2 separate regions of the Mus musculus genome follow, and region 1 is linked to region 2. A link is a contact called in ENCODE Hi-C or POLR2A ChIA-PET data. All regions are on one chromosome and are shown on one strand. Each heading gives the region's core, a stretch centred on a gene start or an enhancer-like site at or near the end of the contact. The rest is flanking DNA. Distances are from core to core; before and after follow the strand shown. Region 1 holds the start of Arl4d (ADP-ribosylation factor-like 4D). Region 2 holds the start of Rdm1 (RAD52 motif 1).

Evidence for each region. Hi-C counts contacts between places; a loop is a spot of excess contacts on that map. ChIA-PET counts read pairs that join two places held with the same protein, here RNA polymerase II (POLR2A).
Region 1: POLR2A ChIA-PET joins it to region 2 with 16 read pairs in embryonic stem cell. The contact joins the promoter of Arl4d here to the promoter of Rdm1 in region 2. A Hi-C loop is called at or near these places in 5 of 37 maps with a recorded cell type or tissue (gastrocnemius, heart and left cerebral cortex). POLR2A ChIA-PET finds 5 or more read pairs at or near these places in 5 of 5 experiments (Patski and embryonic stem cell).

Annotation. Positions count from the first base shown.
Region 1 is chr11:101,664,184-101,666,883 of GRCm38, forward strand. It overlaps Arl4d (ADP-ribosylation factor-like 4D), which reads left to right and starts at 1,358. Exons shown (of 2, transcript NM_025404.3): 1 at 1,358-1,454; 2 at 2,365-2,700. The coding sequence starts at 2,467.
Region 2 is chr11:101,626,640-101,629,339 of GRCm38, forward strand. It overlaps Rdm1 (RAD52 motif 1), which reads left to right and starts at 1,310. Exons shown (of 7, transcript NM_025654.2): 1 at 1,310-1,425; 2 at 1,634-1,813. The coding sequence starts at 1,330. LOC115487916 (a small nuclear RNA gene) reads left to right here and starts at 727; the gene lies at 727-917.

The DNA.
Region 1 (2,700 bases), core at 108-2,607, 38 kb after region 2:
AAGCAGTGAGCATCCTGGCACTGAATTCAGACAGATCTTGCTCAGCCACATATGACCTAAATGTGATCATAACTAAGTCTTTTATCCATCTGCAGCTTTCTGTACCTGTAAGAAACAGACAACAGTCCCTAACATGCTACTGTGAGGTAATGGGGTCCTCCATGCTCTATATGCAGGAAGCTGAGGCCCAAAGATTGTTAGGATGTCCAGGATAGCCTGAGCTACATAATGAGATTCCTATCTCAAAACACACACACAAAAAAACCAAATATAGCTGGATATGATGGCTCATGCCTTTAATCCTTTTTTTTCCTTTTTTTTTCCCGAGATGGTTTCTCTGTGTGGCCCTGGCTGTACTGGAACTCACTCTGTAGATCAGGATGGCCTCGAACACAGAAATCTGCCTGCCACTGCCTCCCAAGATTAAAGGCATGCACTACCACTGCCTGGTTTCATGCCTTTAATCTTAAAGGCAGAGGCAGGTGGATTATTTTGTGTATGAGGCCACCCTAGTCTACATAGTGAGTTCCAGGATAGCTAGGGTTATATAGAAAGACCCTGTCTCAAAAAATACTCCCCCCACCCCCTTATCCCTTGAAGCAATGGCTCAGTGGTTAAGAGCACTTATTACTCTTCCAGCGGACCCAGGTTCGGTTCCCAGCACCCATATGAGGCAGTCACCACTGTCTCTAATTCTGGTTCCAGGAGATCTGACATTTCCTACTGAACACATGGGCATATACTGACCCACTGGCTTAACTGACACTGAGCACTGCTGCCCTTGCAGAGGTCCTGAATCCATTTCCCAGCAACCACATGGTGGCTCACAACCATCTGTAAGGGGATCCGATGCCCTCTTCTGGTGTGTCAGCGTCCCCGTACTCCTATATACATTAAATGGGCTTAGTATTATGAATCAGCTGTATCAGAGCTCCAGGTAAATACTGCTTTGCAAACTAGATGAAGACAGTGACTTGAATGAGTACTACTGAATGAGGTAAGATACGAAAACATGTCAGAATCTCTTCGAGCAGATCTTTAGGTGGAAGGAAAGTATGGGGGGGGGGCAGCCGGATTGAGGGCAAGTGGATGGGGTAGTGTCATTATTAGACATTCCGTTCCATGCTCTCGTCAGGCGCAGCCACGCCTGTTCCTTTAGTCTGTCCCACCTCCCAGCCCTAATGAGTTCCAGGCTCTGTTCCAAATACTGAATAAGGTAGAAAAGATTAAAATAAAGCGGTTCCGGATAGAACGAGCTCTCCATTTCCAGGCTGGGGCTGCAGAGGCTGGCTCAGTCCCCGCCTCCGGGACGCTGATTGGGCCGCGTCGTGTGACGTCACGAGAGGGTTTTTAACGAGGAACCGGAGCAGCGGCACTGCAAAGTCCGCTGTGGCTGAGACGCGACGAGTCGGTGTCTGGTTGGCGTGGCTCGCGGAGAGTGCGGCTGGCTGAAGGTAAAGGAGGGTGTCTGGACCATGCAAAGGCGCCGGCTTGCGGGGCTTAGGGGAGCGGGCGTCGACCGCTGGCTGGAGAGTTGCAGGGCCGTGTGGTGGTGGTCAAAGCGCCCGCAGGGGCGTGCCACCGTTGTGGGTATGCGGTGCTTGTGGGAGCCCGACCCACATCGGTGCTCTTACTTTGGGCACACTGCCCGACCGCCTCCTTCATGCGAGATTTCTCCTCTGGGGAGTGGAGAGCACAGCTTCTGCTTTCTCTCAATCTCGGAGAGGGGTGCAGGGAAACGACCTTACTTCGGATCTTGCCTGCAAGATCCGCACCCTCGAAGATCCTAGTGCCCGAGAGTTTCTCTGACCTCAGGGCCTCTCCTAGGAGTCCCTGGGACAGGAGCACGCCTTGTTACACCTGTAGCTACTTTTTTTATTTTTTATTTTTAAGAAGAGGGGAAGGAGAAAGGCATTGGAGATGGTTTAAAAGCGCCTACCCTAAAACATGAGGACCCTAATTGGTTCCTGAGACCCACATACTCTTGTAAGTTGTCCTGACTTTAACACTCAAGCTGTGAGTGGCTTACACACACGCACAAAATATTTTTTCTTTACTTTGGAAAAAGAGGCACTTAAAAATCTTTTTTTTTTTCTTTTTTGTTTTTCTAGACAGGGTTTCTCTGTGTAGCCCTGGCTGTCCTGGAACTCACTCTGTAGACCAGGCTGGCCTCGAACTCAGAAATCCACCTGCCTCTGCCTCCCAAGTGCTGGGATTAAAGGTGTGCTCCACCACTGCTGGGGCAAACCTTGTTTTAATAAAAGGAATATTTAGAAGGGTAGGGTGCAGGTTTAGGGGAAGGACCCAAAAGTTGCAAATTCGTTTATTCTAAACCTTTCTCGTTTCTTTTTTGGCCTTGTTTAGACACCCCAGCTTGTGCTACCTGCCGTTTTAAGGTCTCCTCTTCTTGGCCTCTGCTGGAGTCCCAGACCTACTCCTGAGGTCCACCCTGCACCCTAGCTCACCATGGGGAACCACTTGACTGAAATGGCCCCTACAGCCTCGTCCTTTCTGCCGCACTTCCAGGCCCTGCATGTCGTCGTCATTGGGTTGGATTCCGCGGGGAAGACTTCCCTTCTTTACCGTCTCAAGTTCAAGGAGTTTGTCCAGAGCGTCCCCACCAAGGGCTTTAATACTGAGAAGATCCGCGTGCCCCTGGGGGGTTCCCGTGGGATCACTTTCCAAGTGTGGGATGTTGGG
Region 2 (2,700 bases), core at 60-2,559:
GAGAAATGACGCCAAGCAACAGATCTGGTGGGGAGTTATTTGGGGGAAGAGAGGGGAGGGAGGGCTTGGAGAAGGGGTTGAGGTAGATGAACAGATAGGCAGACAGAGGGGAACAGAGTCACGAGGGCAGAGAAAGCAGGGGACAGAGAAGGAGAGAATGGGGGCTGGGGCCAGAGACCGCAAGGAACACGTGGGAACAGAGAGAGCTGGAGTGGTGAAGCAGTCGTTATCACCACACCTGAAGAAGCACCATAAGCTGGTTGCTTGATCCTAGGGAGGAGCCTAGCGGAATCGCCTGTAAACTAATAAATTAAGCAGAAAATCGAAAGGCCCCTTTTCCTCAAGGACCTTTTGTTGTGGGTGTGGTCTGAAAGACTGCGAAGAAGAACCTGGTTGTATCGCAGGGAAAGGTCAATACGTCCCCTCTGCGCCCCGGTTGCGCTCTACAGCGCAGAAGCGGAAAAAGCAGTCCAGGTTCGAGCTTTCGGCGCGCTTGGGCGGGGCATGCAAATAACTGCTCTGTGGAACTCTGGGAGCAAAAACAAAAAACTGCAACCAAAACTTCTCGGCCTCCTTGAATCTTACAGGCTTTTCGTGGCGTAAAGGTGGTGTACTCAATGAAGAGGAGAGTCTGTGTTGGCTGCATGTTTGAGTCGGTTGGTTGGTGACTGTGAATTAAAGGTGTGGTCGGTGTTGAGTGTATGGGGCGTGTGGGCGTAGTTCGGTATCGCTTCTCGGCCTTTTGGCTAAGATCAAGTGTAGTATCTGTTCTTATCAGTTTAATATCTGATACGTCCTCTATCCGAGGACAATATATTAAATGGATTTTTGGAAGTAGGAGTTGGAATAGGAGCTTGCTCCGTCCACTCCACGCATCGACCTGGTATTGCAGTACCTCCAGGAACGGTGCACCCCCTCTGGGGAGTAAAGTTGGTTTTAAAGTCAGAGCATGGTGATTGTAGGGCAGTCCAGCTTTTTAAATATGTCTGTGTTTTCTTCTTCTTAACTTTCGTTAGTTTGTATCCTGATTGGGTTGTGTACACGATAACTGAGTTCTCGTTTGCGCCAGAGCTGGAGAGATGGCTTAGTGGTTAAGAGTACCGACTGCTTTTCCAAAGGCCCTGTGTTCAGGTCCCAGCAACCACATAAATAAATAAATCTTAGGAAAAAAAAAAAGAAAAAAGAGTGTAGCACTGGAGCTAATGTGGGGTGGAAACATTTTAAATATGTGCTTTGTGGGAAGTTTTAAGGAAATCGTTAAGCTCCGCCCTTTACTTGTGAGGGTTTAAATTTCGCGGTAGTAGCTTGCGCAGGCGCACTGGCTTTACCATGGCGGAGTTGATCTCTTTCGTAGTTCCCACCCAGAGCGACAAAGTTTTGTTGGTGTGGGATCTGAGCACTGGGCCCCCAGCCGAAGCCTTAAGTGTGAGGGGCTGCGCGGAGAGGGCAGGGGAAGGGAGTGGGGGGACAGGAGGCGTGGGCCCCGCGTGGGCGCAGAGGAACGGGGAGCCAGCGAGGGCTTGTCTCCTCCTTAGATGAAGCCCCAGTGAAGGGAGTGCTTCCAGCGGAGAAGGGCGGGATCTGGGCTTGAAGTGAGGTAGGGGGTCAGCACTCACTGGTGGGCCTCCCACAGCATTCTCTGTTCACAGTGTTCTCTCAGTTTGGCCTTCTGTATTCAGTCCGAGTCTTCCCGAACGCTGCAGTGGCTCGTCCTGGTTTCTACGCCATCATCAAGTTTTACTCCTCGCGGGACGCACAGAGAGCCCAGAAGGCTTGCGATGGGAAACCCCTTTTTCAGACATCACCAGTGAAGGTGTGTGCAAATGCAGGCTTCAGGATAACGTTCCGAGTTCTGCAGTGAGTAGCTAGAGACTCTGTGGTGCCCTGATTCACCCGGTGCTTCCAGATGCGTTTTCACTGATCCTCTGGCCTCAGGTATCCTAGGTGATGGTTAGGTGATAAAAGGTTCATCATGAGAGTAATTGTGGTCAAACCCAAGAGTTCCAATGAAAATCCCATGTCGTATGTTACATTTACATTTATTATTTACATTATTTATAAACATTTTCTATTTTATTTGGACTTAAAATGTGTTTGACCAACTGCCAGTTTTAATATAATGGATGCTTTATTGTCATCACTGTAAAATAGAACTTCCTTCAGGTTCCAGAGGTGGGGAAAGCATCCTTTAGTACATTGTAGCCTTCATTCCATATTAACATAGAACCCGTTCCCCCAGAGCCTCAGCACATCTCACCATGTTTCTCAATTCCACCACCTGTCCTTTCAATTTCTGATTGGCCACTTTTGATGTATCAACCTGCTGCTGACCCAGCTTCTTATTCTTATCCATATTGCTTTTTTTTTTTTTTTTTAAGATTTATTTATTATATGTAAGTACACTGTAGCTGTCTTCAGACACTCCAGAAGAGGGCGTCAGATCTTGTTACAGATGGTTGTGAGCCACCATGTGGTTGCTGGGATTTGAACTCTGGACCTTCGGAAGAGCAGTCGGGTGCTCTTACCCACTGAGCCATCTCACCAGCCCCCATATTGCTTTTCTTTTCTTCTCCCTTGAACCTTGATTAAATCTGAGAACTGCAGTTAGTAGTGACCCCAAGTGAATTTTCTCTACGTCCATACATGATGCAAGACCTTTTTCTATCTTAGATCACCCACTTCCAGGTCCTGAGGTGATTT